2 separate regions of the Mus musculus genome follow, and region 1 is linked to region 2. A link is a loop called in an ENCODE intact Hi-C map of the cell type or tissue named here. Cell type or tissue: gastrocnemius. All regions are shown on one strand. Each heading gives the region's core, and the rest is flanking DNA. Links, peaks and the distances in the headings are about the cores only.

Region 1 (15,695 bases), core at 3,204-11,203, 270 kb before region 2:
CTGTTGTCTAAAAGAATATATAAATAATAGTAAGTTATATTGGTATTTTTTTAAAAAAAATAATTATTGTGTTAAAGGAGCAACCAGGATACCCAGGCCTGTTTGATAAGCACTATAAAATAACAATAGTCATTAAAACAGCCAACTATTTTTTGATGACCATTGATGCACAGACTGTTGTTCCCTGGCAACAGCAGATTGCTGACCTTTTTAACAGGAAGCCCAGGCACAAGCTACTTGGCCCAGACCCATCTTTCTGTAGCTTAACATATCAATCCCTTCTTCTCTCCTTGGATGTGGGGATCCTCCACGCTGCTGCTGCCAAAAGCATGCTTCTATCCTTGTGCCCTGATGTGTTGTTCTGCTCTGTGCAAGCCCAGATATACTTTTTCAGTTTCTTGGCATCTCTCACCTTTACCAGTTAGTTCTCATACACTGAGTTTTCCTAAAAATAATTGTACATCCAAGCAAGATCATGGAAGGTTATAAGAGAGACAGAAATAATGGTAACTTCGGGAAATCTGCCACTATAATAAAAAGAGCATGACACATAAAACAGTCACATAAAGCAATCACCCAGGATGGAGAACCTGGAGGAAATGTGCAAGTATATGGACAGTTTAGTTCCAGTAAGAGATTTTGTTCTCTTTTACGGAATGATAGGAAAACCAGGTCTCTATCTGCAGATGGTAAAGCTGAACTCTCTCTCTCTCTCTCTCTCTCTCTCTCTCTCTCTCTCTCTCTCTCTCTCTCTCTCTCTTCCTTAGGTCAAACTAACTACAAGTGAATTAAGCAAACAAATACAAGACTAAGGAACTAAAATTAATGAAATAAAACATAGCAGAAATGGCTCAGGACACTGTCTATGGCAAAGGATCTTTGAATCTATTTCCAAAAGCACAGCTAAGAAGGGCTAAATGGACAGGTGGAATGCTGTTGAGTTTTAAGACTGATTGTCAGGGGAAACGGCCCACTGAATGAAGAGAAAGCCTTTAGGATGGGGAAACCCACAAACCACTCATCTGTATGACCAAGAGTATACAAAGAACTCAAACAACTCAATAACAAAATAAAGCCAATAATTTGATTATAATAATCATCTCAGATGTAAATAGATGAAGAAAATGTGATATGAGGGTGAGGAATGAAGAGAATTCAAAGCTGTGTGGGAAGGGAAAAGAGAGTGAAGAAGTGGGCTATGAGAAGAGTTGTGGCAGGGGTGAATATGTTCAAATAGTGTTAGACAAAAAATTAATGAAAATATCATGTTTAAAAAAGAGAAGACTGGGATAGGAGGGTCACTAAGAGTTTGAGACCAGCCTAGCCTGGGCTATATAGAAAATCTAAAGCAATTCTTAGCAACATAGTGAAGCCCTATCTTACAACTAATAAATGAATAAATGAGAAAATATATACACAGAATGAAATATTATTCAACCATAAAAATGAATGGAATTTTGACATTTGTAATGAGTGAAACATGAGTATTATGTTAACATGAATGAAACCAGAGTATCATGTTAAATGAAATTTGTTATGTTAAATTAATCAGGTATAGATGTCACAAGTGCCATGTGTTCTCATTTACATGTGAAAGCTAAAACATCATCTGATATAAGTAGAGAGAAGAGAACTGATTTCCAGAGCCTGGGATGGCAGTAGAAGAATAGAGATGAACTTAGGTACTTAGTGCAGTTTAGTGGAAAACATAACTGCTAATACTCAATAGCACATGACATAACTATGGTTGGCAACGAATTCTATAATTAAAACATCTAGTAGAGCCGGGTGTGGTGGTGCACTCCTTTAATCCCAGCACTCGGGAGGCAGAGGCAGGTGGATTTCTGAGTTTGAGGCCAGCCTGGTCTACAAAGTGAGTTCCAGGAGAGCCGGGTCTACACAGAGAAAGCCTGTCTTGAAAAACCGAAAACAAAACAAAACAAAACAAAAATCTAGTAGAGATTTTGGATGTTCTTAACATAAATCAGTGATAGATATGAAGTGATGAATGTGACAACTGTTTGTCAGGTCATTAAACAGAAATGTCACACTGTCCCCCACAGATGTGTGCAGCCCCGCAGCCTTTGAGTCAACAGCAAAAAGTATCTATATGTTCATATGCATATATATGTTTATATATACATGTACATGTAAATAATACCATACATTTATATAGTATATAAATAAATCTATAAAAATAGTAAATAAAACACTATATATAATATATACTTAATACATATATATCATATATATGTATATATACATATATGATTTTAAAGATCCTCTTTTCCCCAGCATTTTGTGTGTGTGAGTGTGTAAGAAACAAATGAGATATACAAAGGAGGTGTCGAGTGAATACCAATTAAATATAAATATAGCTGTTATTTCTAGGACCATTCCCTGTGGGTCCTTGAACGATAGAACCCCTCAGTCCTTCTAGTCTGTGCCCCGACCCACAGAGTGCTCTGAGTGGTTCTCACCACTGATGCTTTTCTTGCAAGGAGATGTTCAACACTGTACTTGTTTTGTTTTGTTTTGTTTTGTTCTGTTTGGTTAGGTTTGGTTTGTTTTCTTTGTCACCTGGGCACAAGTCTGTGTCGTCTGGGAAGGAAACCTTAGCTGAGAAAATGCCTTCGTAAGATTGGCCTGTATAGGAAAGTCTGTGAGGTGTTTTCTTGTGTGCGGTTGATGTGGAAGAGCCCATCTCACCGGGGAGGTGCTGCTCCTGCTCTTGGGTTGTATTAAAAACAAGCTGAGCAAGCCTGGGAATGAAATCAAGTTAGCTGCACTCTCCATGGCTCTGCTTCAGCTCTTACTTTCAAGTTCCTGTTTTGGGTTTTGTAATCTATAAGGGAAATAAACCATGACCTTTTGGTCATAGCATCTAATTTATTCCAGAAATAGGGAGCAAATTGGGACAAATCTTTTCTTCTCTATCTCCCGCTTATTCTAGGAAAATCATCAGAGTGTGGACAAAGACATTCTTCATGCAGCCATGCACCAGGTATCCAGGATGAGGGAGCAGGGGCTAAGGGGTCAGCGGCAGGTGGAGGGCAGCCCAGGGAATTCCCAGATCTGGGGCTGCTGTATGTGGGTTATTTTTATTTTTCCTGTGTCCCCTGTGAGATGTTGCCCAGAAATGAGGCAGACAAAGATAGCATCCATGCCTGTTCATGTTTCTCATTCTTTATCAGTTGGAATTGAAAGCTCTGCAGAAACAAAACAAACTCGGGAGGAACTGATTTAAAAAAGGCCATTATTTCCAATTAAGCAACTGTGTTTCTGAGAACATTACCCCCATGAGTAAACTCCTGTGGGAATCCTCTACCTCTTAGGTTTGATGTAATATTTCTGTCTGCTTATTTATTTCTAAAAATGGGGGCTGGGGGGTAGGGAGAGAGATAATGTGTGTGTGTGTGTGTGCGTGTGTGTGTGTGTGTGTGTGTGTGTGTGTGTAAGAGAGAGAGAGAGAGAGAGAGAGAGAGAGAGAGAGAGAGAGAGAGAGAGGAGAGAATTTCTTCAGAAAATCGAAAATCACTCTGTGCCTCTTCATCTTGTCTTTGTCTCCTGCTCTTAGGCATGTCTTTGCTGTGATGATTTGATAGTAACTTGTCTTCAGGAAAAGCTTTATTTTAGGCTTAAAAAACAAACAAACAAATAAGCAAAAAACCCACGAGGACCATGAGTTCAAGCCAATGAATGGGAACAAACACAAGACTGAGCCTCACCTGAATTATATGGCAAAATCCTGTCTGAAAACAAATAACAGGTTTTACTAGGATATATCATTGTATCATACAAGAAAAAAGTCTGATACAACGTAAAAGTCTTTTTAATTAATTTATTTATTATTATTTATTTATTTATTTATTTATTATTTATTTATTTATTATTTATTTATTTATTTACATCCCAAATGTTGCCCTCGACCTGGTCTCTCCTCCCAGAGTTCCTTACCCCATCCTCTTTGCCTCTGAAAGGGTGCTTTCCCCATCCCAACCCCACCACCTTATATTCAAGCCAGACAAGGCAGTCCTTTGCTACATATGTGCGACAGGCCTCAGAGAACATCCCAGCCCGAGTATACTCTCTGGTTGGTGGCTTAGTCTCTGGGAACTTCCAGAGGTCCGAGTTAGTTGACACGGTTGGTCTTCCTGTGGGGTTGCCATCCCTTTTAGCTCCTTCAGTCCTTCCCCTAACTCTTTCATGAATCCCAAGTTGGGCCAGCCAGTCACTGGATGGCCTTTCCTTCAATCTCTGCTGTTTTTGTCCCCTCATTTCTTTCAGACAGGAATAATTCTGGGTGAAAAATTTGGAAGGTGGGGTGGTGTCCCTATCTCTCCACTGGGGTCCCTGTCTAACTACTGGAGAAGGTCTCTTCATGTTCCATCTTCCCACTGTTGGATACTTCAACTAAGGTCACTCCCAATCAGTCCTGGGAGTCTCTCACATCCCAAGTCTCTGGGACATTCTAATCCTTCCCCCAATCCCTGGCAGCCACATATTTCCATTCATTTTCTTGGCACTCTGGGCTTCTCTCCTACGATGCCCACCCACCTTACCCTGCCCCATTTTCCCCTCCATTCCCCTCCCCTTTCTCACCCAGGTCCCTCCCTCCCTGTGAAGGTTTTTAAGAACACAGCCAGCCTCACTGTGGTATGAACTGGGTTCTTAAGACAAAAACAATGGTGGACAGCAGAAATGAAATCAGATCACCCTGGAAATAAACAGCTTGTTTCTCATTTCTGCCAGAAAGGAGTTTTAGAAGACAGCTAATCCTACCTAGCCAGGCTCATTGGATGTGGTGCTCTCTGGAGATGGAGAAACAGAGCACTGCCTGTCCACTGTGGGGAGGGTATCATCTAAAATTAGTAGATGGTAAATGTTAGAAAGAACTCTCCATAATGAGCAGCAACTTCTTTCTTTCACAGATAGAGAATTTACTTCATTGTTCTCTTAAGCAGTGGGGCTTTTAGTTTTTCTACCAACACTCAGTTCCTTTCTCTTCCTCTGCTCAACTTTTTCTTTCATTGATGCATCCAGTATATTTTCCATCAGTAGTAGACTCTGTGAAGTTCCATTTTTTTTCCTTCAATGCATAATTTGCATTTCAGAAAATTCCAGGATGACAGGCCCTCTAACATATTCCCAACTGCTTTTCCACTCATAAGATATTCAGTTAAAGGTCATTAGGAATGTCGCTCTTCATCATGATATATGTTATTAAACAAGCTTTGGGTCTGATCTTATTTTATTTGGGATTTTGCTCCGAGATCAACTGATTGTTGAGCATCAGCTACAACACTTAGGTCGCTTCCCTTGCTTTCAGCGAGGTTTGGATGAGGCAGCATCAGGGTTTTAATTTAGTAAATTAAATATTTCTATCAGTTTATTAAATCCTCATACATAAGGTTCTGCCATTAAAGCTTCATTAATGAGATCAAAGACAGGTATGGAAAAATGACTAAAGATTAAGAGAGCTTCCTGTAGAATATCGAGGACCACAAAGAGATTCCAGCACGCAATTATCAAGGCAGGCCTCCTGCACAAGTGTGCTGAAAATGCGTGGAGCTCAGATGTCTTCTTCTGCTCTCCTCATGAACAATACACAAAATTTAAAGAAAGATAAATGAAGGGAGTTTTGATATTTCACTTTGTAATTCTCTATCTCCATATTTAATATTCTGAGAGTCTTTGGGATTTTCTCTTATTAAATCCTGATCCTGCCTCAGAAATGCCCATAGCCTTTAAATAGACATGGTGTCCATTGGATTGTATTCATTTGAAACTTTTACTTTTCTACGATTTATGTTGTTCAAAGACCACAAAGCATATTGAGACTTTTATTTGAGTGGAAGGTCATTTAAATAGTGAAGTTCTACACTTTTCTTTTTAGTTTGCTTTTGGGTTTTTTTTTGTTGTTGTTGTTTTTGGTTTGTTTGTTTGTTTGCTTGTTTTTTGGTTGGTTTTTTTTTTTTTTTTTTTTTTTGACACAGGCTGATCTCAGGCTGGACTTGAAGTCACTGGGCTGAAGATCACCTTGAACTCTGACCTTCATGCCTCCACTTCCATAATTCTGGGACCACAGGCTGTCCTAGTTTATTCTCTGTTGCTGTGATAAACACGGTGACCAAACACTATGGCCTGGGAAAGAGATGCTGCTGTGCTTAAAATATGTTTTCTCTTTGCATACCCAAAGGTAGTTTCATTTAAAGAAGTAAGTCAAATCCATACAACTGATTAATTATGACCCAAAAGTGTGTGGGTTGTAAATCTCTCCAGAGTTACTAAATTCAACAAGAAAGACCGTGTAGATGTCTGTGAAACCAACTGGGGTGTAATAGTAAATCATTGTGTAGCTGAGGCTGGCCCAGAACCCAGCTGTTCCCCTGCACTCAGCCTCCTCCTGAGTTCTAAGATTACAGTTGTGCACTACCCCGCTTGGTTGAGTATCTTTCAATGCCTTCCACAGTAAATAGGATTGGATGGACACGGTGCAGGGGCGCTGCCGGTGGAGACCAGGTCTATTTCCATCAGAGTTAGACCTGTGGTGGTTTTATTTCAACTAAAGGCTCCCTTTATTAAGACGCCAGGGGAAAGTTCTTCTGTGCCACCACTAGAGGGCAGTATGCTTCCAGGGAAAAAACTGGTTCCTCTTAGCCTCTTGAAGCTTTTCTTGGTCAGTATTCTGTGTGTCCGGAGTCTATTTCACTACAGATCTTCTACCAAACTATTTATTACTACCATAATTGTGCAGCAGCTAGCACTAACAATTGTTTTAGCGAACAAATTCAAAAGTCTAGATTTGAAAGTGTTAAGATTCAGTTTCAATGCATTAACACTATACACAGTGACAAATGTTTATACATTATTTTCACCTGGAACCAAGTGTCAATAGTCTCATAGATTTCAGCAAAGAGCATCTTATCTAGTAGTATAAGGGAATAATTCTCTTCTGAATTCTTTGGAAACTCAGAACATTCTGCGGATCATGATGTTGAAGGTCATTAAGAAAAGATGAAAGATTGAGGGAGCCTGTGGAAGAAAGCTATGAACTTACCATGACCTGTGGATGGTACAGAGTACACAATGTTTTTTCCATATGTTTGCGGTCTGGACCAAATTGCAGGAACTGGTAAGTGGATGCACTTGGAAGGAAGGACATGAAGGCAACACCATGGATGGTGTGTCCAAATCATTTCTGTGGGAAAGGCAAAGGCCTAGGAAGAATATTCTTGTCTCTTTTCACATGACCAAAGATGATAAGACATAACACCAAGTATATTCTTTTGCTGTGATTGTAAAACCTACTCAACACCAGGTACTTCCAAGAAGACTGACCTCTAACCTTCAGGTCCCCCTCACAAATTGGAGACGAAAAGCCACCTTGTGTCTTGATTGCTTTAATAATACAAATGAGAAGTGCTTTGATCGCTCTACTCCTGAACCCAAATGTGTGGCATCCCCTGGTGTCCCCACATGGATCTCTGGTATTTTCTTCAGTCCACTTGGCCTCACTAACCAGGGTGGGTTAGCAATAGATACTCCCATCTATTGTCCTCCCAGCTTTGGTCTAATTCTGATCTTTGCCCAGCTTCATTTTTTAACATCCATTGGTGTTCTGCTCTTCGTATTAATAATGACGAATGAAGTGATTTAATAACGTTCATTCTTATCTTATTCTAAAACTAGGAATATGTTTTCTCTTGCTAGAACTATGATGTTAATTCAAACTTCAGAGTTTTGTTCATTTGCTTGCTGTTTATTTCATGTCAAAGCTTGATTGTATTTGGGAAATCTACTCCTAGTTTATTAAGCTTTATTACGACAGGGTATAAAGTACTCATCAAATGCTTCGCTATGTCAATTGCAAAGTTTATTTTCCCTCACATCTTTTTAAAGTATTTATACATCTTTAATACAAATTGTTCTTATCGTACTATGCTTTCTATATTTTTCCAGACTTTATTTTCTTTGAGGTTGAAATTTGCCTGGTTTATCTTTGGGGAAAAAAAAAAGAGAAGAAATAGGCTGCATGGTCTTGTGTTCAGCGCATTGTATGCTGAAAATACATGGTGAAAAGCTATGACTTAGTATCGTGGCAGTCAGCAAATGAGACAAAGAAATCTAGACATAAACACTACAGAGAGGCAGGACTGTAGTTGTACTGCTGCTACTGTGTTTGTGTGAGAGGAGACGCACACTGCCTACAGTTCTTCTGAGTGACAGATGTCTTAGCAACCTTTCAATTGCTGTGACAAAAACACCTTGACCAAGGTTACTTATAAAAAGAAGCATTTAATTTGGCTCCTGGTTTGGGAGGGTTAGAGTCCATGACCATTGTGGTGAGGAGGATAGCAGCATGCAGGCAGACAAGGTCCTAAGCAGTAGCTGTGAGCTCACAGCTCAATCCACAAGCACAAGATAGAGAACTAACTGGGAATGGCATGGGCTTTTGAAAACGCAAAGCCCACTCTCAATGACACAACCTCCTCTAACAAGGTCACACCTTCTGGTGTCTCTGAAACAGTTCCACCAGCAGAGGACCAAGTATTCAAATGAGCCCTTGGGGGCCATTCTCATTCAAACCATCACAGCAGGAGAGCAGCTAGGGACAAGCAACTCAGAGTAGCTACCTGCTATCCTCTGGGAGGCCATTCAACACACTTTCCAACTGCACCTTGCTGGCTGTCTCTTCACATATGATATTGTTCTCATCAGTGCAGTATGTATAATAAACATTGACCCTGTCTATATATCCGCAGTACTTCTTATCTATGTCATCTGTGCTTCTTTCAGACCTATAAGAGAAAAAATAAGTACACTTGGAAAGTTGTATTTTGATTATACCCACAGAAGAGAATTTTCAAAATAACATTGGTTGTGTGATCTACTGTCTAAGTTAAATTTCAGTTGATGATGGGTAAGAATATGTGATGGGAAAAACTATTTTTTTGATTTCCCACCTCTGGAATATTTTCTGTCATTTGATTCCAGACGTAGCCTCTCTTCCTGTGGCTGATAGGAATTAGAATAATGTCATAAACCCAGTTTAGAAAACTTCAACTCTCTGGATGGTCCTTCCTTCTGTCTCAGCTCTGAACTTTGTCTCTGTAACTCCTTCCATGGGTATTTTGTTCCCCATTCTAAGAAGGGGCAAAGTTTCCACACTTTGGTCTTCCTTCTTCTTGAGTTGCATGTGTTTTGCAAATTGGGTATTCTAAGTTTCTGGGCAAATATCCACTTACCAATGAGTGAACTAAAAAGAGAAGTGGACACATGCCACCATCCCTGACTCAGAAGCTATCTCCAATTGATGATCACTTGCAAATGAAAATTACAGTTTTTTCCTAAGGAAGTCTCACTGGGGAATCTATTCTTTGAAGGGTAGGCTGCATGCCCATCAGTAGATGATCAACAGAAGTGAACTTAATGGCATCTTTAAAAGTTTCTTTCCTCATAAAAGTCATACCTTAGCTTTTCTTTTCTTTCTCTGTGTGTTTATCTTTTTCGTTTTTATTTTATTTACATTTTAAATGTTTCTCTCTAACCTAAGTCGTGTGTGTGTGTGTGTGTGTGTGCATGTGTGTGAAAAAAAAAAGAAGAAGAAGAAAGAAAACCTCAAGTCTGCACTGTCTCTCATGTGATAGTTCCCAATAGCAATATCTCAGGCAGCCCTACTAACTAGTAGCCTGAAATATGGGGTAAGTGATGATAAATGCATATCTATAAGTTGAACATATTGTCGTTCTGATAAACATGACATTGACTCTTAGACTGATAAAAGTCATCAAATAAGTTCATCAGTTCATATGAGGAGCAGAAGAAGCCTGGAGTGTGGGAAGGTTTGAGTGGGTATGTTGTTGCCATGAGCTGGCCATGTTAAGGACCACTGCCTCAGACCCTCAGACAAAGCCTTCCTCTGGTCTGTGTGCTGATGTTGATGACATATGCAGAAAATTTTCACCATGACATCCTCCCCCTGGATATTTGTGGCCTGAAGATCACTCCCCTTCAGAGGCTGCTCCTACTGAAACTGCCTCCTTGTTTAGCTGCATACAATAATCCCTGGCTCCTTGTTTATCTACCTGAAACACCCCACCACCTCATCCAACAGTATATAATAAACAGAGTGAATTTCTGAGGGGCCTCAGCTTTTCCATCTGACAGCCTAGACTTTCTATCTATCTAGGTGCTTATCTTTTCTTCCTTCTCTTGCAATCCTAGTCAGGTCTACCCCTAAGACTGTGCAAGAGTGTACCAAGCTAAATTTTCAAAAATGAGATTTCCAGGGAGCTGGAGAAATGGCTCTATGGTTAAGATGGAAATTCCAGAGGATCTGAGTTTAGCTCCTAGTTTATATTAGGTGGCTCACAATCACTTATAAATCCAGCTCTAGGCTATACAATGCTTCTGGCCTCCATAGATACCTAAAATCATGTGTGAATACTCATATAAAGAAACATACACACAGACACATAATTAGAATTAAAGTAAATGTTGAAAAAAATGAGATTTTTCCATTATGTCAAAGTAAACATCACCCTCTTCCAGAAAAAACCAAATAACACTAATAATAACAACAAAATTATATACACACAGAGCACTATACAACATACCATTCACACATACACACACAAAAAAACACACACCATACCATATATATGTGTGTGTGTGTGTGTGTATATATATATATATACACAAAACCCACACATCACAGGCATATCACACACACAAAATACCACATACCACACATATCAATCACATACACACACATAACACCACACATCACATGCATCACACATACACCCCCTCCCACACACACGCAAAACAAACCACCCCACACATACACATAAACACACACACATGCAACCCCACACACACACACCCATGTGTCACATGAATGACGATCTTACACTTATTATTTAAGGATTGTTTGACAATGTCAAACATCTACTGCTCTTAATGCCTTATCTTCTCTTTTGTTGTGATTTCTAATGTATGTTTATTCTTCTTTATAAAGATTAAGACTCCCCTAGTCTTCCCTCCTAATTCACATCTTGATGCTGGCTGTACTGCTTCCCTGCAAATGGGACCTTTGAGACTTCCATCCATCTCTCCTCGATGTGGAATTATCCCCATTCCTGTCATTGCATTGCCTTTCTGACCCACACTCCTACACTTATTTCTAGCTGAGTGGAAGAACAACATGAAACAGAAGCTAGTGTTTGTGGCATGACCTACAGTGGTGAGCATGCAGAAGTCACTGTGCTTAGCCTCCGCATGGTAGAATTTCAGCAGGGTGGCCTTGGATGACTTCCTATTTGATGCATCCTGATCTAACAGAACTAACAAGCTTGAAATGCAACATGATAGTAGTGTTCTTGCCTAGCCAATATAAGATCTAGGGAGATGACTCAGTGGTTAAAGTGCACACTGCTCTTGCACAGAAGTCAAGTTTAGTTCCTAGCTCACAGCCCATAACTACCTACAAGTCCTGTGCAAGGTCTCAGACACCCTGTTACAGCTTCTGTGAGCACTGACTCTTCTGCACCTCATGACAAAAGTGGGGCCTGAATCAATATCTGGCAGACTGAGAATTTCTTTTTCCAGTCTCATATTGGGTTTCCCAAATTTCAAAGAAAATAAATATAGTGGGATTTTATCTGCAAATAAAACCGTCATTTATTCTCATTTAAAAAGCTTAACAGAGCTGGCAAGATGGCTCAGTGGGTAAGGGCACTGACTGCTCTTTTGAAGGTCCTGAGTTCAAATCCCAGCAACCACATGGTGGCTCACAACCACCCGTAATGAGATCTGACGCTCTCTTTTGGTGTGTCTGAAGTCAGCTACAGTGTACTTATGTATAATAATAAATAAATCTTTGGGCAGGAGCGAGCAGGGACTGAGTGAGTGGAGTTGACGGAAGTGAGCAGAGGTCCTAAAAATTCAATTCCCAACAACAACATGAAGGCTCACAACCATCTGTACAGCTACAGTGTACTCACATACATAAAATAAATAAATAACTAAAGAAAGAAATCTTTAAAAAAGAAAGCTGAACAAATACAATGTGCAATTCCAGTTGTAGCAGTATATTTATAAATACCTTCTTAAATATGCTTATAAAATCATATATAGCCATGGGTGCAGCCTATGTGTACTAAGTTCATATAATTCTTGATGCTATAATGTCTGTCCATTGAGTCTTCGATCACTAGACTCAACAGTCTCCACTTCAGGACTGTGGAGATGGTTCAATCAGCCAAGTCCTTCCCTAGCAAGCACAGGACTTGAGTTCAATCCCCAGAACCCATGAATAAAATCTGATCTTGGTAACACACACTGATAATCCTAGTGTTAGGAAGACACAGACACGCAGATCACCGGCGCTCCCTGAAACCTACACTGTTGGAGAGTTCCAGGCAAGTGACAGATTCTGCCTCAAGAAAGAGAGAGTAGAGAACATCTAAAAAATAACACCAGAATTTGTCCTCTGATTTCCACCAGAAGCACTAGAGATAGATAGATAGATAGATAGATAGATAGATAGATAGATGATAGATGATAGATGATAGATAGATAGATAGATAGATAGATAGATAGATAGATATAGATAGATGATAGATAGATATAGATAGATGATAGATAGATAGATAGATAGATAGATAGATAGATAGATCATAACATACGCATACCCACATACCACATGTGCATCACATATAAGTGCACCATTCATACATGTACTACACACACACAAACATACATGCATGCACTCTCAACACAAACTTATACATATAGCTCAAAGATGACTAATTTAAAGTTGTCAATCTTTTATTCACTTTTGAATTCCAGAATATCGTGCAATATTAAGTACTTAAAGGTATCTAGTGAATGGTTTTTGCTCCACTCTTCTTAACCGTAAGCAGTAATTAAAAAAAAAAAAAAAAGTTCCTGTAATTTGGTTACTGTAGGTTGTTGGAGATTTGCCAAAATAATGGCAGGGTTTGTGTGGCAACTCTCTACATAATCAAATGTAGGTTTCCCAGAAGTCTGATGGGGCAGTTGCCTTTAAAAAAGTGGTGTCTACTGAAGCTGCTGTTAATGGCAATCTACCAAGCTCCTGAAGAAATTGTCTCCATTCAAGATTAACCATAAAAATTCAACAAGACCAAAGACTTACTCTTCAGAGAGGAACATCTTCTCACTTAGTGGATATTGTGTGCGATCTTTTCTGGGCAACAATGCAAGCCAAAAATAGCGTAGCTTCTTGTACTTTATAAATTCCTACAGAAACAGAAATAGCCTTTTTAACAAGTTGTCTCTTACATCTGTACACTATATGAGAGCTTTGGAGTAGCATTACCACTTTTCAATGTCATTTAGAAGGGTTGCCCTGTCCAGCCTTGATGTGAGACTATGTGCCTGGATTTATAGATTATAGCTTCTTATTCTGTATTTGGTTAGTGACTCTGAGAGTCCTGCTCTTCTCTGAGGGGAGGTGGAGATGAGGTGGCTCTGGGGGAAAGGGGAGATGTAGAGGGAGAGACTGGGGAGAGGAAAGGGAGGGGAAGCTGCACTCAGGATGATATATATATATATATATATATATATATATATATATATATATATATATACAGGATGATATATGATATATATACATATATATACATATATTCAAAATAAAAGGGATAGATAAATAGATAATAGATATGATATATAGATCATGGTTGATTGATAGATGATAGATAGATAGATAGATAGATAGATAGATAGATAGATAGATAGACAGACAGATAGACAGATAGACAGATAGACAGATAGATAGTGTTTCTTAAGATATCAGTGTTCCAGGAGACAACTTCGTGAACAGAACACCAATGGCTCAGGCACTACAATTAACAATTAATAAAAGAGGCCTTGTGAAATTGAAAACTTCTGTAAGACAAAGATCACCATCAATAGGACAAAATGGCAGTCTACAGAATGGGAAATGATTTTCAGAAACTCTGCTTCTGACTTAGGACTTAGTCTTAAAATATATAAAGAACTCAAGAAACTAGATGTCAACTAACCAAATAATCCAATTAAAAATGGGGTACAGATCTAAATAGAGAATTCTCAACAGATGAATCCCAAATGGCTGAGAAACACTTGAAGAGATGTTCAACATCTTTAGCCACCAGAGAAATGCAAATCAAAATGACTCTGAGATTCCATCTTACACCTGGCAGAATGACTAAGGTAAAAAAACGTAAGCATGTGTGACGGCTCATGCTGGTAAGATATGAAACAGAATCAGACTACTCCATTGCTGATGGGAACACAAACTGGTACAGCTACTTTGGGAATCAATGTGGTAGTTTCTCAGAAAACTGGGAATAGATTTGCCAAGACCCAGGTATACCACCCACTGTTAGACAAATACTCTCAGGATGTTCCACCATACCACAAAGATACTTGTTCAACTATGTCCATAGCCGCTTTATTCATAATAGCCAAAAACTAGAAACGACTTAGATGTGACTCAACCAAACACTGGGTAAAGAAAATGTGGTACATTTACACAATGGAGTATTAATCAGCTGTTAAAAAAAATAACATGGAATTTGCAGGCAAATGGATGCAACTAGGAAAAAAGATCATCTTGAGTGAGGTAACTCAGAACTAGAAAGACAAATATGGTATGTACTAACTAGTAAGTGGATATTAACTATAAAGTAAAGGGTAATTATTCTGCAATCCACAGACCCAAGCAGGCTATGTTACAAGAAAGGATTAAGGGGGATGCATGAATCTCCCTAAGAAGTGGAAATAGAATAGATATTGTGTGTGTCCTAGGGGCAGATGTGGACGCTCACAGGAGGAATCAGGTTGGTAGAGGATGAAAAGAAAGGGTATTAGAAGAGACAAGTGTAGCTTGGGGTTAGGGAGGCAATTTGGGGGCAAGGTAGACACCTAGTGTAGTGGAAACTCCCAGGAATCTATTAGGATGACTCCAGCTAAGACTTTTATGAAACAGAGATACAAAGCCTGAAATGGCAATCTCCTTTAACCAGGCTTGACTTCTAGTGGATGGATTGGGACACCAACCCAGCCACAAAACCTTTGACCTACAATTAATCCTGCCAGCATGATGTGTTGGGGGTAAAGGTAGCCCAGAAATTATGGGAGTGTCCATCCAATGACTGGTCCAGCTTGAGACCCATACCCCGACAGGAAGCCTACCCCTGTCACAGTCTGTAGGACCATAAACCAGAGGACAGATGGCTCAGAGACTTAGGATAGAACCAAACATGCACAGAAGAAAAAAAAAAGTAAAACTATCCCTAATGATGCTCTCCTATACTCATAGATAGGAGCCTGGCTTCTGGTATAATCAACGTTAGAGAGGCTCTATCCAAGTAACTGAAGAAAGGAGATGCAGAGAGCTACAGTCAAACACTAGGTGTAATTCAGGGAATCCTGAGTAAGAAGGGAGAAAGGATTGTAAGAGCCAGAGGTATCAAGGACACCACAAGGAAACCCACAGAATCAACAAACCTGGACTCACAGAGGCTCACTGAGACTGGATCAACAATCAAAGAGCCTGCATGGGTTTAACCTCGGTCCTCTGCCTATGTTATAATTGTGTAGTTTTGTGGTTTTGTAGGATTCCTAATAAGAAGTGGGGCTGTCTCTGACTCTGTTGCCTG
Region 2 (15,695 bases), core at 3,700-11,699:
CCAGGAATGACATCACCCACAATGCACTGGGTTCTTCCACCACAATCACAAATTAAGAAAATATAGTACTGTCTTTCCTACAACCCGATCTTATGAAGGTGTTCTATTAATTCAGGTTCCCTACTCTCAAATGACTTTAGCTTGTGTCAAGTTCACATAAACCTATCCAGTACAAACCTTTTATCAAGTTAGGGAAGTTCCTTGAGTTCTTAATGTGCTCAGAGTTGTTATTTTGTATTTACCTTGAATTTTGAATATACTTTTGCTGATATTAATGAAATGGTTGTTGTTTTAATTTTCTTCTTCTGATAATATATTGAATTACATATCATTACGTAGTTCTTTAGAGTGAGCAAGTGAATTATCTAGTTAGTTACATTCACAGATAGAACAGGGTCTGATATAGTTCTCTCAACCTCTTACTCAATTTTTTTATTTTTATTTTATTTTTTTAATTTTTATTTTTTATTTTTTGGTTTGGTTTTTTTTTGTTTTTTGTTTTTTTTTTTTTTGAAACAGGGTTTCTCTGTATAGCCCTGGCTGTCCTGGAACTCACTCTGTAGACCAGGCTGGCCTCGAACTCAGAAATCTGCCTGTCTCTGCCTCCCAAGTGCTGGGATTAAAGGCATGTGCCACCACCGCAGGCTTTTTTTTAAAAAGATTTATTTATTTTATGTATGTCCATTACAGATGGTTGTAAGCCACCATGTGGGTGCTGGGAATTGAACTCACGACCTCTAGAAGAGCAGTCAGTGCTCTTAAATGCTGAGCCATCTCTCCAGCCCCCTTACTCAATATTTAACCAAGATTGGCCTTGAACTCCTGACTTTCTTGTATTAGTAGCCACATTCCTGAGCCATCACTCCTGACACATTGATTTTTTTTTTCTCTTTACTGTTATTATGGTTTCCTCAGCCCTAACCAGATCTATTCACATGGAACTGTACCTATAGATAACTTTGTTGGTGTTTCTTCTTCATCCTGATCTTCACTCTTTCTGTTTCTTGCTCTCTCATTGGCCCTTACTTCTATAACTTGATGATTCTATGACACAAAGTCTGTTTCCCTTTCCTCTAGTGTTCTGTCAGCCAAAGATATCATTTATGGACTGAAAACTTCTGTGAAGGGGTTTTCACTAGGGGAGTACAAGACAAATATGCACATGATTCTGGGATAAATTTATATTTTTCTATAAAAGGTTTGCAAAATTGACATTCTCAGATTTATATTTTCAGGTAAAAAACTCCAAGCAAAATGTCTCGGAATCATCTCCGCTGCATCTTGTGTTAAACTTTACTGCTGCTATGGAGTGATCATGGTCCTTACTGTAGCTGTAGTTGCTCTTTCTGTTACTTTGTCAGGTAAGTGACTTATTCTTCAAATTCTGTGACACTCTGTCCATATTCATTGTCAGTTATACTTACTGACCACTGTGACTCAGGCATTGTGGGAAGGGTGCCAGAGAAAACACACTGGAAGTTCCTGTTGTCTGGGAACTTAGGTTCCATCAGGAAGATGCAGTGAAAGAACACACAGGCCATGGTGTACACAGGAGTCTTGGCTCAGCATCCCTGGGAAGATGACGTTCAGCAAGCTCTAAAGAGAGATGCAGAGGGCATAGGTCCCCTTAGGGAACTGTTCAAGGCAGATAACAAGGAGATAAAATCTCAAAGTAGGAACCTCAAGGAGTAGGAACCCAAAGCTGCAGCTAAAGGGAAGTGAGAATAGTGAGTAGTCATATGGTTGGGAAAGGTACAGAACCCATGACCCATAGTTAGAAAATTCTAGAATATGATTCCTAAGGGATTAATTGTGGACTGTTTTGAATAATGTGGCAAACTCTTGTATACCTTTGCTGCCGTAGCTGGAGAAAATGTTTTATAATATTGTTTGATATCCTGGTTTTTGGAGACAGGGTTTCTCTGTGTATCCCTGGCTGCCCTGAAACACATTATTTACACCAAGCTGGCATTGAACTTGGAAATCAGCCTACCTCTGCCTCCCAAGTGCTGGGATTAAATATGTGCACCACCAATGCCTGAATCATTTATGTAATCAACTTTAGCTGCACCAATGACTAATATACAAGTCTAAACAGGTTAAACATTTGCCAACAAATCTTAGTGTAACCTAAACTATTATGTAACCCTAAAAAGAGTCATATAAAAGAAGTGATGTCATCCTCACTGCCTGTATATTTGTCCCTTTCACTAAAGCCTTGTAGTGCTGGATATGAGAACTGGAAACAACTATAACACAGCCCCAGTAAAAATATTTGGGGTATCATTCCCCCATTTAATATTTTGCTTCAAAGATCACTTGTTTCTTGAAATTCAGTAGACATTTGAAAGAACAACCGACCAATTCTGATGTTACCGGAAGGAAAAGGAGAAGGTAGAGAAGAAATATATCTGTTATTTTTCTAAGATGTCCTCTGAAACATTGCTGTAGTTGGAGCTTTTTACACACACACACACACACCACCACCACCACAACAACAACAACAACAGCAACAACATACAAACATGCTTACATAATTGCACACACATATACCACCAACAACAACAATAACAACAACAACAAGAACAACATACATACACATGCTAGCACAATTGCACACACACACACACACACACACACACACACACACACACACACATCACTTTATTATAATAGACTCACAGGTAAACAAACACATCACTCGGCCCCATCAACACAGCCACTCATACACTTGCTGGGTCTCCAAACCTTGGTATCTCACTAACTTCCACACACTTAGAATAGCCATTGTGAAGCCATGAAGCTTTGCTTATGGTTTAGACTTGTCAGTCACATTTTTATGCACTTGTCTTCCACACACAAAAAAAAGAAAAACTATGGAAGAGTTGAAACTAAAAAAATAATTCTGTTTTTAAACTTTGCACAACTTATAGCCCATTACTTGCATCCTGTCCTTCCTTGTCACTTTATATCACTCTTCTTTCTTCTCCTCTCCACATGGTATTCCATGAGCACCCACACAGCTGCTTACACTGTCTGCTATAGGCTGGGACTGGATGTGAAGGCTTACAATGGGCTTATTTTCTTGGACCTTGGATTACCTTCCTTAATATTATACTTTCTAGGTACCCCCCCTCCTACAAATTTCATTTACAGCTAAATAACATTCTTGTTTGTGCCTGTAACACATTTACATTATCCATCAGTTGGTGAGCATCTGGGTCAGTTCTGTTTCCTTGCAGATAGAGGAGCAATAAACACAGATGTGCAAGTATCTCTGTGGTAGGATGTGGAGTTCTCTTCATATATGCCCAGGAATATCATAGCTGGGCCACACAGCAGGTCTAGTTTTAAGTTTTCTGAGAACCCTCCATGTGGACTATATCTGCTTGTACTTCCACCAGTCGTAAATAAGTGTCCCCATTTCTTAATATGCTTCTGAACAGGCTGAGTTCTGCCTCTGAGTTTTCTGCCTCTGCCTCCGCCTCTGCCTCTGCCTCTGCCTCTGCCTCTGCCTCTGCCTCTGCCTCTGCCTCTGCCTCTGCCTCTGCCTCTGCCTCTGCCTCTGCCTCTGCCTCTGCCTCTGCCTCTCTGCCTCTGCCTCTGCCTCTGCCTCTGCCTCTGCCTCTGCCTCTGCCTCTGCCTCTGCCTCTGCCTCTGCCTCTGCCTCTACCTCTACCTCCTGATTACTGGGATTAAAGGTATATGCCACTACTGCCCAACGTGGTTGACAAACTTCTTGATGATAGCCAATCTGAGTTTCTATACCAAGAGCCAGTATATGTTTACACACACACATATATATACATATACATATATACATATATATATGCAAACATACATATATATACACACACACATATATATGGAAATATACATATAAATGTATATATGCAGATATATGTATATATACATATATAGAGAAAGAGGGAGTATGTGTGTGTGTGTGTGTCAGAATTATAGGAAGCTTATGATCAAAATGTTGGTATCAAAAATTATTTGACCCTGCCATGTTTTGCATGCTGGCATTTTTCTATACTAACATCCAGACAAGTAAGGAGTTTCTTTCTTTTGTTAGAGAAAAGGAGAATGTGAAGGAGAATTATGGGAAAGCACACTGTAGGATGCTAGGAATCAGGGACAGTCCTAAGGAGCTGATGGCCTAGAAAAGAGTTTCTCACAGGGTATGGTGTCTTGTTCCTAGCACTTAGGAAGAACAGCCAGGAGGATTACAATTACAATCTCCAGACAAGTTCAGCCCACATAGTGAGATCAAGGCCAGGCAGTGAGACATAGCTAGATTCTGTCTCAAAACACAAAGAAGAAAAGTGAAAATATTCCCTTAGATCCCCACTGGAAGGCTCTGTATTGGGGACCTTCATGCTAGGAGGGGCCCCCTAGTGTCAGTTAAGAAAACTACAGTCCAAGTACACACCTCACAACTGAAGTTTGGATGGCTAGACAAAGGGATCAGACTTGGAAATGTCTCTTTGTTACATTTTATATTACTGTCTCCATTTAAGTGAGAAAGAAAAAACCAGTCATGGAGAGCTGTGAACCTTGCTATGCTGTATGCTCAAGTGGCTGGATTGGATTTGGAAATAAATGCTTTTATTTTTCTGAAGACATGGGAAACTGGACATTCAGTCAGTCCTCCTGCATAGCACTAGATGCCCATCTAGCTCTATTTGACAGCTTGGAGGAACTGGTAAGAAAGGGGATCAGTAATGGGTTTGTTGTTTTGTTGAATATGTACTACTGCTTTGAGATTGAGAGCTTGGGGCTAAAGCATGAGGAAGAATCTCATTCAGGCAGATGGGGTATATGCAGAAGACAGTAGTTTGTGCCATTTCCTGGTGTTATTGCTTCTGGCTTGAGCCCTAAGCTATTGCAGAGATCTGTTATCATGTAGTGCGCATAGTAAGACCTTACAGGCCACACATACAATTTTCTGAGATACCTTGTGGTCATGTAAGCTCTTCTCCAAGCATTCACTTGTTGCATAATGAATTTGGCATCTATTAAAAATGGCAAGGACATTGTAAATCAAGGACCTACCAAGTCACATCAATGTATTTTGGGTTATGGGTGTAAAATGCTTATACTGAGAACTAAGGGTTATTATGGCTCCAAAGTTGATGAGCCTCAGTTATAAGATGCTGTCATCTTGAGAGGAGGCTCTAGGGTGGAGACTCAAGGGTCATGTTAAACTGAGAGACACATGTATTTCCTTTATCTGTGTTATGACAGAATTTTCTGAAGAGATACAAGGGGGCTTCTGACCACTGGATTGGACTACACAGAGAGTCTTCAGAACACCCTTGGATATGGACAGACAACACTGAGTATAACAACTTGTACGTTTTCAGAAAACTTACGCTTATACTGTGTTTATTTGCTGTGAAATGTGTGCATTGTATCTGTAAGAGATGCAAACACCACAACATCACAAACTCAGGTTTTTTTTTTTATATCATCCAATTCATTGGCCATCTTTCAACACATTTACTTAGAGTAATTTCACTCAAAAATCTATACCATAATAATGGCATCTGGGGGAGATATTGTCTGTTTTATATCACCAACTGAAAATTTTTCTTTACTGGTGTCAGAACTATATATCAGGGAGGGTGGAGGAGGAGTGTTAAAAAGCCCAGGAAGCCAGTGCAGAACTGCATGGGTAAGACTTGTTGGTCCTCTGTTCTCCCTGTACCTGTTTACTGAAGCTGATATTCCAGGGATATTGGTAACCTTTCTAATGCCTCCTCATCAAAAAGCCCAGAGACAGCTCTTGTGTGAGCATAGCTAGCCATTTTGAACAGAGCCATTTCAGTGGAGTGGTAAAATACAGATATAGTCACATCCATCATTAAGACCTCCAAGAAATTTATTAAGAAGTAGGGTTTCCCTCACTTTTATACATGTGTAAAATACATCAAGAACTGAAAATCACCCTCAGTGATGTCACCCTGAGCAGCAGTTTGTTTGAGCATAATAGCAAGCACCAGTTAATTCCTTTGTACACACATCCCAGGGTTCAACATAGATGAATGACAAAGATGTGATGTTCAAATCAACCCTGAGGATGTAAAAGATGCTAGGTTTAAAACTAGATCAGGTGTTTTAATGCAATGCTAGCCTGTGCAGTAATTATTATTTGTTCTTTGCTTTAGGGTTCTCACCCGAGGAGGAGGAGAATGTGCCTACTTGAGTAACAGGGGGATCTACAACAGCAGTGGGGATATACATAAAAAATGGATTTGTAACAAGCCCAACAACTACACCTTACAGCGCCCACTAATTGTAAATCCCGGATAGGGAATGTGCCAAAGCATGCGTGAGAAACTGATGCTCTGTGACCTGTTATCTACAGTTGCTCCTCTACTCATATCTACCAAAACTATTATCAAAATTCATCAGTAATCACACTGACAGCAAAGATGAAAACTTGCTTAAAGGATCATAGATATACTGCATAGAATTTGGATAGATGATTCTAAATCAAATAGGTGTTTGGGTATAAGTACTGATAGGTAAAACTAAAGTATAAACAAATCTGTATTAGTGAGGTACATTTTGTGATCAGGTATGAACTTTTTTCATTGGTCCTTGCTATGAATTCAGAGGCACTAAAAATGTGGGGTGACTGAACCCATGGAAGTTTATTCTGTAATCACAGGACAGATAATAATTGGCTTGTGGCCTCCAAACATTATAGACAGTATAGTCATCATTCTTTTAAAAAATTCAATGACCAATCTGAAAGCAGATAGAGACAGGATTAAAAGCAATGCTTTACACTAAGATTTAATAGCATTGTCAAATAATTTTACACTTTACTTCTCAGATTTTTTAAAAATTGAAACAGACTAAGAATATGTTACAAACAAATTTCATTTTCCAAATTTAACAGTTTTAAGAACTCCATACATGATTATGCCATTTGAATTTTATTCTTTAATAGGTTCTTTTCAGATGAGGAGATAGCTGATTACTGAAACCCCTTCAGATGCCTAATCTTGCAATCATTTACACATTGTTAAATTTTAAGGACAAAATATTTTAAATTTTTGGATCATGTGCTATACTGTACTGATGAGTCCCAAAAAGGACGAAATAACAGTTCACAAACAATTTCTCTGTTAACTTTCTTCTTACTTTGTATATGGATTAAACCTTCTCACGCATGCTAGGCAAACACCGTACTACTGAAATTTACCACTATCCCTTTTTCTAAATTTTGTTTAATAACAAAGTCACTCTGTAAACCCCAGAAGGCGATATTCCTGAGATAGCCTGAGACAACCTGTGGACTTGGCAACATAATGCTAAAAGCTTTGACAGACTTGTGCTAACAACTTAGTGTGAGAGACCAAAATGTGGGAAACCAGAACCTCAGCAACTCTCACCCTGAAGATCTGGCTGACCCTTTGATGGGAGTTATGTCATCCCTTCCTTCATGTCTCTACTTGGAGCCTGGGACTGTTTAGATAAAGCCAGCATCACCTCCTCCTTCATGTCTCCATTTGGTTCCTGGGACTGTTTAGATAGGGCCGGCACTCCGAGATAAGCTGCAAGATGTTTGAAGCCTGCAATCAGCATCCGCCCCAGATGTCTATCCCTTTATCTGTACTTTTATTATACCCTCCCGAACCCTCCCTATTTGTTTCTCATTGTGTGCTTATAACCAGGCTCCTAGACTCCATTAAACAGACCTTGACAACTCTTTGCTTGGTCTCGCTCCCTTTTCTCTGACCATTTCTCTTCCAGGCCTCAGTCCTCCTAGACCCATGGAATAACTAAGTCCTGCTGGACGGGACAACTTAGCAACAAAGCATCAAGAAGTCTGGCATGGCAGGCTTTCCCTTTATAAGCACAAACTCTTAGTAAACTTTGGGCATGATCAGAAATCTGTCTTGGTCTTGTTACTTCTCACCTTCCTCTCCTGTTAGAGACCATACTGTGAGAAAGCGAGCCCTTCACAATCTCCCACCCTGACAAGCCAAATGGTCTTGTGCCAGGAACCGGTCATCACTCCCTTCTCCCTGTTCCCTTCCTGGCACCTGAGGCTGTAAAAGCTGAATTATAGTCCCCTCTTCCTTATCTCTTTCTGACTCCCATGACTTCCAAGGACATGAGTTACAAGCTGAGCCTGGCCTGACACCCAAGGCTATTAAGGAGAATCTATGTTCCGAAGATAAGACTCAGAGTGCCCACCACTCTGACTTCAGCCCTCATGTCAGCAGATGCCCACTGCTTTGTTCTTTGTTAATTCCCCCTCAACCCTTCCCTATTCCCCTCGATGTGTGCTTTAAAAGCCGGCGTTTCAGCCTAATAAACTGAGACCTCCATAGGACCCTCTACTTGGTCTCCAGCTCCTTTTTCTCTTCCTCCCATTTTCTCCCAGATTTGCGGTCCCCCTCGCACCCACAAATAACTGAGTCCCTCGGGACGGGATACTCTCCCATACAGCTCCAACCTCCCACTCACAGGAACCCAGTTAGTGTGGCCACAGGTGGCTACAGATGGCGCCCGAACAGGTACGGGTGGGACCTGAGTATGAGTAGATCAACTGAGAGAACACTGTCTTGGTAGAGCTCTACAAGAAAGAATAGTAAGAAGATGTATCTGGCACAGTGAGCAACACTTTGTATTCATGCTAGCACTGGCTTTAAACTTCATCTTTTCAAAACTGGTGCTGTAGGTACAAAGAGATACAGGCTAGACTGAGTCAGCATTGGCCCAGTGTGCTGATATCAGCCAGGGGTTGACAGTGGAAAATGGGAGTGAAAAAGAAAATAGGCATTTGTCTGCTGTCAAGAACTATATCAGGCGAGAGAAGTAACTAAACCAAGACAGATTTCTGATCATGGACCAAAGTTTACTAAGAGTCTGTGCTTATAAAGGGAAAACCCATCCCCTACCACACCAGGCTTCTTGATGCTTTGTTGCTAAGTTGTTAGCACTAGTCTGTCAGAGCTGTTAGCATTGGGTTGCCAATTCCACAGGTTGTTAGCTATCTCAGGAATATCTCAGGAAGACAGGTTCAGCCTCTCAGTGGGTAGAGGCATCTTGGAGAAGAGCAGCTGCAGGTGACAGAACAACAATAAAGCCATCTAGGTCAGAAGGCTCCACCCCAGATGGTCTCATTCTCAGTGGCAGCAAGGTCTGAATTAGCCTGCTTCAAGGCTGGGAGAAGCTACATAACAGCACATAGTCTTGCTCTCTATTAAAGTATTAGTTCAGAGATAGGAATATGATTCTGATGGTAAAGGCACCGACTACTAAGACTGAGTTCAACACCCGGATCCACACGTTGGAAACATAAAACCATCCACAGCAAGTTGTCTCTGAACTTCAAGCTTTCACTGTACACATTTACATGCATACACACAGGCACACAGGCACACACACACACACACACACACATTGAAATGAAATTTAAAAAAATATAAAGTTCTTTTTTTGTAGTATACTGTGTTTATTTTGAATCTGTATTTTTATTATAGTCTTTTTGGTTCTTTGGTTTTTTGACATGTGATTTCTCTGTGTATTCTTGGCTATCTTGAGTCCTGCCTTCCTTTATAGACCAGGTTGGTTTTGAAGTCAGAGATCTACCTGCCTCTGTCTCCCTAGTTCTGAGATGCTAGATATGAACCACCACCACTGGGCTTACCCTGACCATTCTTAGATTAATACAAGCATATCTCATGCAGAAAAATACTTTTCTCAATGTTCTATTCCTATTGCACTTAGGTCTTTCTGATTTGCAGTCCATCTTATTTATAGCAAACGAATGAGAAAGATTTTGTGTGTGATCCACTTCTGCATTCTCAGAGAACAGCACAGTGTATCAAACACAGGAGTGTTTGAACCATATATGTAAGAAAGATACATTTTTGTGATAGTCAATGTAGAATTCCATGTTAGATTATATAGATTACCAGTTACCAAGAAAATACTTTCTTACAGAAATTCAGAGAAACTAATGACTTTATTTCATTTAACTGTGTGTAGTTGTTGTGTGACAGACTTTCCTGGGCATATACAACACACAAATCTTCTCACTTGAGAGAGGGAGCCCATGACAGACCAAATTACAGATAGGATCAAAGTCCAACATGGTAAACAGATAAGTGTTATTGGTGCTACTTATAGGAATTTAGATAGGAGTTTCCTCCTACAGGAGCAGAATTGATTCAAAGACATATGTATCATTTAAGCCCACCCCAGCATGGGAGCTCACAAAAACTGGAACTCTGGGACACAATGTATAGCCTGCAGTATGCTGGACAGTTCCTATCTTAGTTAACTTTTGTATTGCTGTGAAGAGACACAATGATGAAGACAACTTATAAAAGCTCCATTTACTGGAAATTTACTTAAATTTCAGATAATGAGTAAATGACCACCATGATGAGGAGCATGATAGAAAACAGGCAGGTATCCTATTGGAACAGTGGGTGACATATTGAGAGAACAACCACAAGACAGACAGAGCATGAACTGGGGATGCTGTGGGATTTTAGGAACCCAACCCCAGTGACATGACTCCAGCAATAAGACCACACCTCCTCCAACAAGGCCACACCTCCCACAACAAACTGTACAAACTGGCTTCTAAGACATATACCACGAAAATATAGATTACCCTATTTATAGTCCAATAACTTAGGAACTTTTGTAGCAGCTTGTTGGGAGCTATTACGACAACTCTATTGACTTGATCTCCAAATTGGATCTGTCCCCCCTAGAAGAAAAGGGGGTCAAAAGCGCGCTACTGACGCACCCTTCTGAGAACAACCACAGAATGTTCCAGCCCTAAGTCAGCGCCAGATGTCCTGACCACACCCTGATACCACCAAGTTTCTGCTTCCCCATGTAGCTGCCAAAAGAAAAATTTCCACTGCCCCACCCATCCTGCTGAGAAGTACTTCCTCCTTTGCTTGTGCATTTATGCTGCCCCATTCCTCCTGCTGAGAAGTACTTCCTCCTTTGCTTGTGCATTTCTGCTTCCCCATTCCTCCTGCTGAGACGTACTTCCCCTTTTGCTTGTGCATTTAAGCCTTGAGCCATGCTGAATACAGTGACACCTTGATGCTACTCAGACTGCTTCCGCCGTGTCGTTCCTGCACTTGGTGTCCGTCTCTCCCTCCCTCCATTTGGTTCTTAGGAGAAGGTCCCCTCAAGACCCTCAAATAACTGGACCTGCTGGACAAGTCAGCAGCTATCACAGAGCTTTGTAGTGTGTAAAATAGCTCAATGGACAACTATAATACTGGTAGGCTTATCTGTGAACATGTCTCACCATGCTCAGTACATGCTTACTATCTTAGTCTTTCAATAATTCATCATGGAGATAAAAGTGTTTTCACTTGCTGTTGTAGGTGACACTGCCGCCATCTACAGGTGACAGCTGTTCAAAAAATCTTCTCATATTCACTGGAATTCACAATTAGTTGAATGAAATGACATTTGAATTTTGCTGTTCTCATAGCTTGTGACAAACAGAACATGTACTTCTGTTATAAAGGAAAGTGGCAGTGAGCCCCTGGCACCCAGAGACTTCATGGTTAGTGTCTCCTGTGGCCTGTATTATTTAGATGAAGTTATTGGATAAATTCCAGGAGATAGGCAAAACCATATTATAAAAGTTTTATAGGCTTGGTATAGTGGTACACTTCTTTAACCTCAGTAAACAATTGGCAGAAGAATAAATATCTCTGTGAGTTTGAGGCTAGCCTGGTCTACAAAGCAAGTTCCAGAGCAGCTACATGGAGAGATCCTGTCTCAAAAAGAAAAAGGAGAACAGCAAATTAATCCCAGTTTTATGTTAGTGTAAAAGCAAAATCCCACTGAGCAGCTGGAGGGATGGCACAGCAGTTAAAAGAAAGCACTGACTGCTCTTGCAGAGGACTTGGGTTTGATTCCTAACACACCATGGTGGGCCATAACCTTCCCTAACTCAACTCAACTCCCAGGGGATCCAGTGCCCTGTTTTAACCTCTGCAGGCACCAGGTATGCACATGCTGTGTGTGTGTGTGTGTGAGTGCGTGCAAACACTAATATACAATAAAATAAATAAATAAAAATGTATATATAAAAGTTTTAAACAAGAGCAGCATTGATCTATTATTCAGTTTTGAAGGCCAGAGGTTCAAAAGAGATCTCATTGGACTAAAATTTACAATAGGACCATGTTCCTTTTGGATAGTTAAGGGCAAATTCTTCCTTGGCCTAACAGTCTCTAGAGGCCACCTGCTTTCCATGGCAAGGGTTCCTTCCTCCATCGTAAAAGCCAACAGTGTAGCATCTTTAAGTTTTTTCTCTACTGCCCTCTCTTCTCTATTGAAGCACCCTATGATTAAGTCAGGCTATCTAGTTGTTTAAGAAATACCTCTCCATTTCAATGTCTTTAAATCACATCTGAAAAGTTCTTTTTATGCAAGGTAGCCTGCATACAATATTAGGGTATTAGGGAACATTGCTCTTGTAACTATGTATGTATGAATTAAAGCAATGTGAGGCTTCAAGGGTCATGTTGAATGTGGTCTGCTTTTGCTCCAAACTTGTGGGTTTTACCTCATTAATACACTATCCTTTATGATCCACATTCATCTAGTCTCTCTACCATGTCAGATTGTCAAAGCAGACGGTCCAAGGGCAGTAAGACAGACGTAATCTGCGGGGATAATTTCATGACATTTTATTATTTTTGTATTTTTCAACACAGTTTTGTGAGAAACTATCCACATTAGTGTCAAGGACTTTTCTGTAATGGATGGACCCAAGGGCATTTCCATTACCCACGCCTTGAGCAACCTCAGTGAACTACTGGTTCTCTAAGCTGAACATGATGCACTTGTCTTTTTGTTGGGGCCGGCCTGCAGCTCTCATGTCCAGGTTTGAGCCTGGGAGGCAAACTGGAGCTGAAAGAAAAGAGGGAACCTAGGCGGGTCGAGAAATAATGGAACCAAGACATGCTAGTCTGCTTAAGGTTCAAATGTTTAATGGCAGACGCACTTTATAAAGGAGGCGGGGAGGCCCATTCCTGCCAATTTATCCTTGGAGCCCAGCTGCAGGTGACCACATGCAGGATAGGGTGTAGTCTCCGGAATAGCAAGGCAGACTCCCAGCAGGTAGCAGTGACTGTGGCTGAACAATAGAGTGATTTAGGGAGACAGGCTCCACCTTAGGTAATCTCCTTAGTGGCAGCAAAGCTGAGGTCTGGTTTAGCCAGCATCACGTTAGCAGGGAGGTTACAATTTCCTCCCTGTTATTAATATTTTTAAAAAAAGCTGGACTGAGGCATAAAATTTATTTATGCTCTATAGTTCTGCCTGATTACTTTGGGTCTAGAGAAGAAACCTGTCTCAGTGGGATTCCCTAACTTTTCTCATGGTAAACCCTTGTTTGGGTAAGACTGGCTACTGTCCTTAGTAAACACTTTGCAGACCAGCCCTGAGCTACTGGCTCCGATCTTTTGTAATGCTTAATTAGTTACTGAATAGGTAACTTCCTTTCTGAATTCCTACTGAATTCCAAGTTTGTCAGCTACAAGGTCTTTCTAGGACTTTGGAACACTGGTGAAGGCTTAGCTATGTCAGAATTCAATCATAAAAGGCACTTATAATAAGATAATACTAAAAGAGAGCACGTGGATCCATACACCAGACTAATTCAGGGATAGGGTAAGAATATACGGTTTATGAGAACGCCAAAGTTCCAGGAGGTGAGTTTCCATGAAACTCTTTGCCTCGTGAGTGCTCCCAGGCCTCTCGGCCTGCCAAGCAAACTTCACTGTAGTGTGCATAGCATTCTCTCTCTTTCTTATATTTCTGCTGAAGTTCCGGAATGTCCCGCCTCGTTGTAGCTACAGATCTCAGGAGTGTTCTAAAGATGAGTGGAAACAACAATTTACTAATAAAATAATGCCAATAATAATAGCAAGTAGGAATATATATTGAACCCAATCCAGGGGATTCAATGCACTTAGGTTATCTTTTAAATCTCTGGCCAATTCAACAATGTCCCAAGTGTCCAAGTGACTATTGCTAATATCTGAAATTTCTGACTTTCTAGCATTAATATATGCTATGTCCTGCCCTATTGTTAAGACTACTACTTCTAAGACATTAACCTTTGCCTCCAATTCTTTACATGGCTCTGTGGTATATTACTAATGAGCCACGGCCTCTTGGCATGTACCTCTGTCTAGATTGATATGACTCCAAAATCTGGGTGTCCGTCTTAGACTGTCTGGCCCTCATAGCAAACCTTACTTCCAGATCAGACCAAAAGCCACAATATGTACTTAGAATGCTTCTTGAATGAAGATTAATAACTTCCACCTGCGCTGTTGGAGTCGGGGATGCACGCCTGCTGCAGTCAGGCTGAAGGGCGCTGACTGACCTGCTTGGAAAACAAAGTTGAGACAGTGAAAGGCAACAGTACAAAAGCTTCTTTTGGGGAAGTCCAGGTACTCCATTCAATTGCAAATTAGCAACGACCAAGCTTAGACTTAGAGCTCCTGGTGTGGGGGTGTTGGCTTTGAGAATTGCAGAAAGTCTGCAATCTTTCTGGGAGAGGAGGCTGTGCTCCAATTTAAGTTTGTTAGGTAATTAAGAATATTTAGCTAACTTCCCTGGGATTCTCTAATACTGGAATTATTACTAGACCAGTCCAAGATTGAGTTAGAATAACTGGTCACGTGAGGGAAAGAGAATAATCACTATAACTCTTTTTATAGGACTAATCTTTCTAAGTCAGATTACACAGTCTCTGATGTTCTTTTTACCATAAGGTTAAAAAGCTTGAAGCAAGGCCGCTTCGCTTGTCCAAACTGGAAAAATGGCAAGCAAGGATGGGTCGAAAACATGTACCCAATTCAGCTTCCTTGTCACTACAGTCAGGGCACTGAGCAAACTCACCGGTCATCTTGTCACACGAATTAGCCATCATGCTTCTGCAGCATTCTGTGGAGAGAACCTATGCTTTTCCCTTTCCAAATAAGGTGGCTGTTCAGGATCAAGACATATGCCAATAAGTAGATCCTTTTAAGATACTATAAGGCATTTATTAAGTTCTTTGACATCCAAATTTCAAAATTCTAAAATAAAAGTATGATTTAAATAATGTGCACAGGAATACACTAAATAATATGCAAGGGAATATAATTCCCCCCTTCTTTGACTTTTAAGAAGCTAAAGTTTTAAGTTTCCACAAAACCTTGTCCTTGAGAATTAATAATTTGTTGAGAAAACATATCAAATACTTGACTGTTATAGTCAGTATTCATGTAACATGGGCAGAGATTAATTGCACTTTCAATTGTGATTTAGGGAGGCAGGCTCCACCCTAGGTAATCTCCTTAGTGGCAGCAAAGTCGAGGTCTGGTTTAGCCAGCTTCAGCTTAGTGGGGAGGTTACATCTTTTAATGCACAGATGCCCACTCTCTCTGAGAAGAATAGAAATAGACTCCTGGGATTAATGTTGCATCATGGTTTAAGGTGAAATTTATGGAAATATGTTTCCTAACTTTTTGAAGGTTGGGAATATGCCTCAGATTTATGAACAGGAAAACACAGAAAGATGACAGAAGCCTTTCAGTGCATAAGTGTTAACATTAAATTTACATGCGCTAAGTAACTACTTTAAATACCCAAAATAGAATGGTTCAACCTTCTATGAAGGA

Evidence for each region. Hi-C counts contacts between places; a loop is a spot of excess contacts. Peaks named below come from ENCODE experiments on the same cell type or tissue, not always from the same donor. Only the 100,000 strongest peaks of a DNase experiment are listed, where the experiment ranks them.
Region 1: it touches region 2 in a loop (2.3-fold over the local background); 13 of 42 quality-filtered maps call a loop at or near these places.

The regions. Positions count from the first base shown.
Region 1 is chr6:129,357,000-129,372,694 of GRCm38, reverse strand. Clec12a (C-type lectin domain family 12, member a) reads right to left here. Exons shown (of 6, transcript NM_177686.4): 5 at 13,184-13,287; 6 at 7,392-8,801. The coding sequence ends at 8,633. Among named protein-coding and RNA genes, the nearest start is that of Clec12a, 15 kb to the right of the region's middle. In gastrocnemius, for the core only: a CTCF peak has its summit at 6,619 (motif pointing right); a DNase peak (open chromatin) is centred at 6,598.
Region 2 is chr6:129,084,029-129,099,723 of GRCm38, reverse strand. Clec2e (C-type lectin domain family 2, member e) reads left to right here. Exons shown (of 5, transcript NM_153506.4): 2 at 1,236-1,361; 3 at 4,524-4,708; 4 at 5,251-5,357; 5 at 6,174-7,908. The coding sequence ends at 6,318. Among named protein-coding and RNA genes, the nearest start is that of Clec2e, 9.0 kb to the left of the region's middle. In gastrocnemius, for the core only: a CTCF peak has its summit at 11,403 (motif pointing left); DNase peaks (open chromatin) are centred at 8,486 and 11,406; H3K27ac peaks cover 984 bases.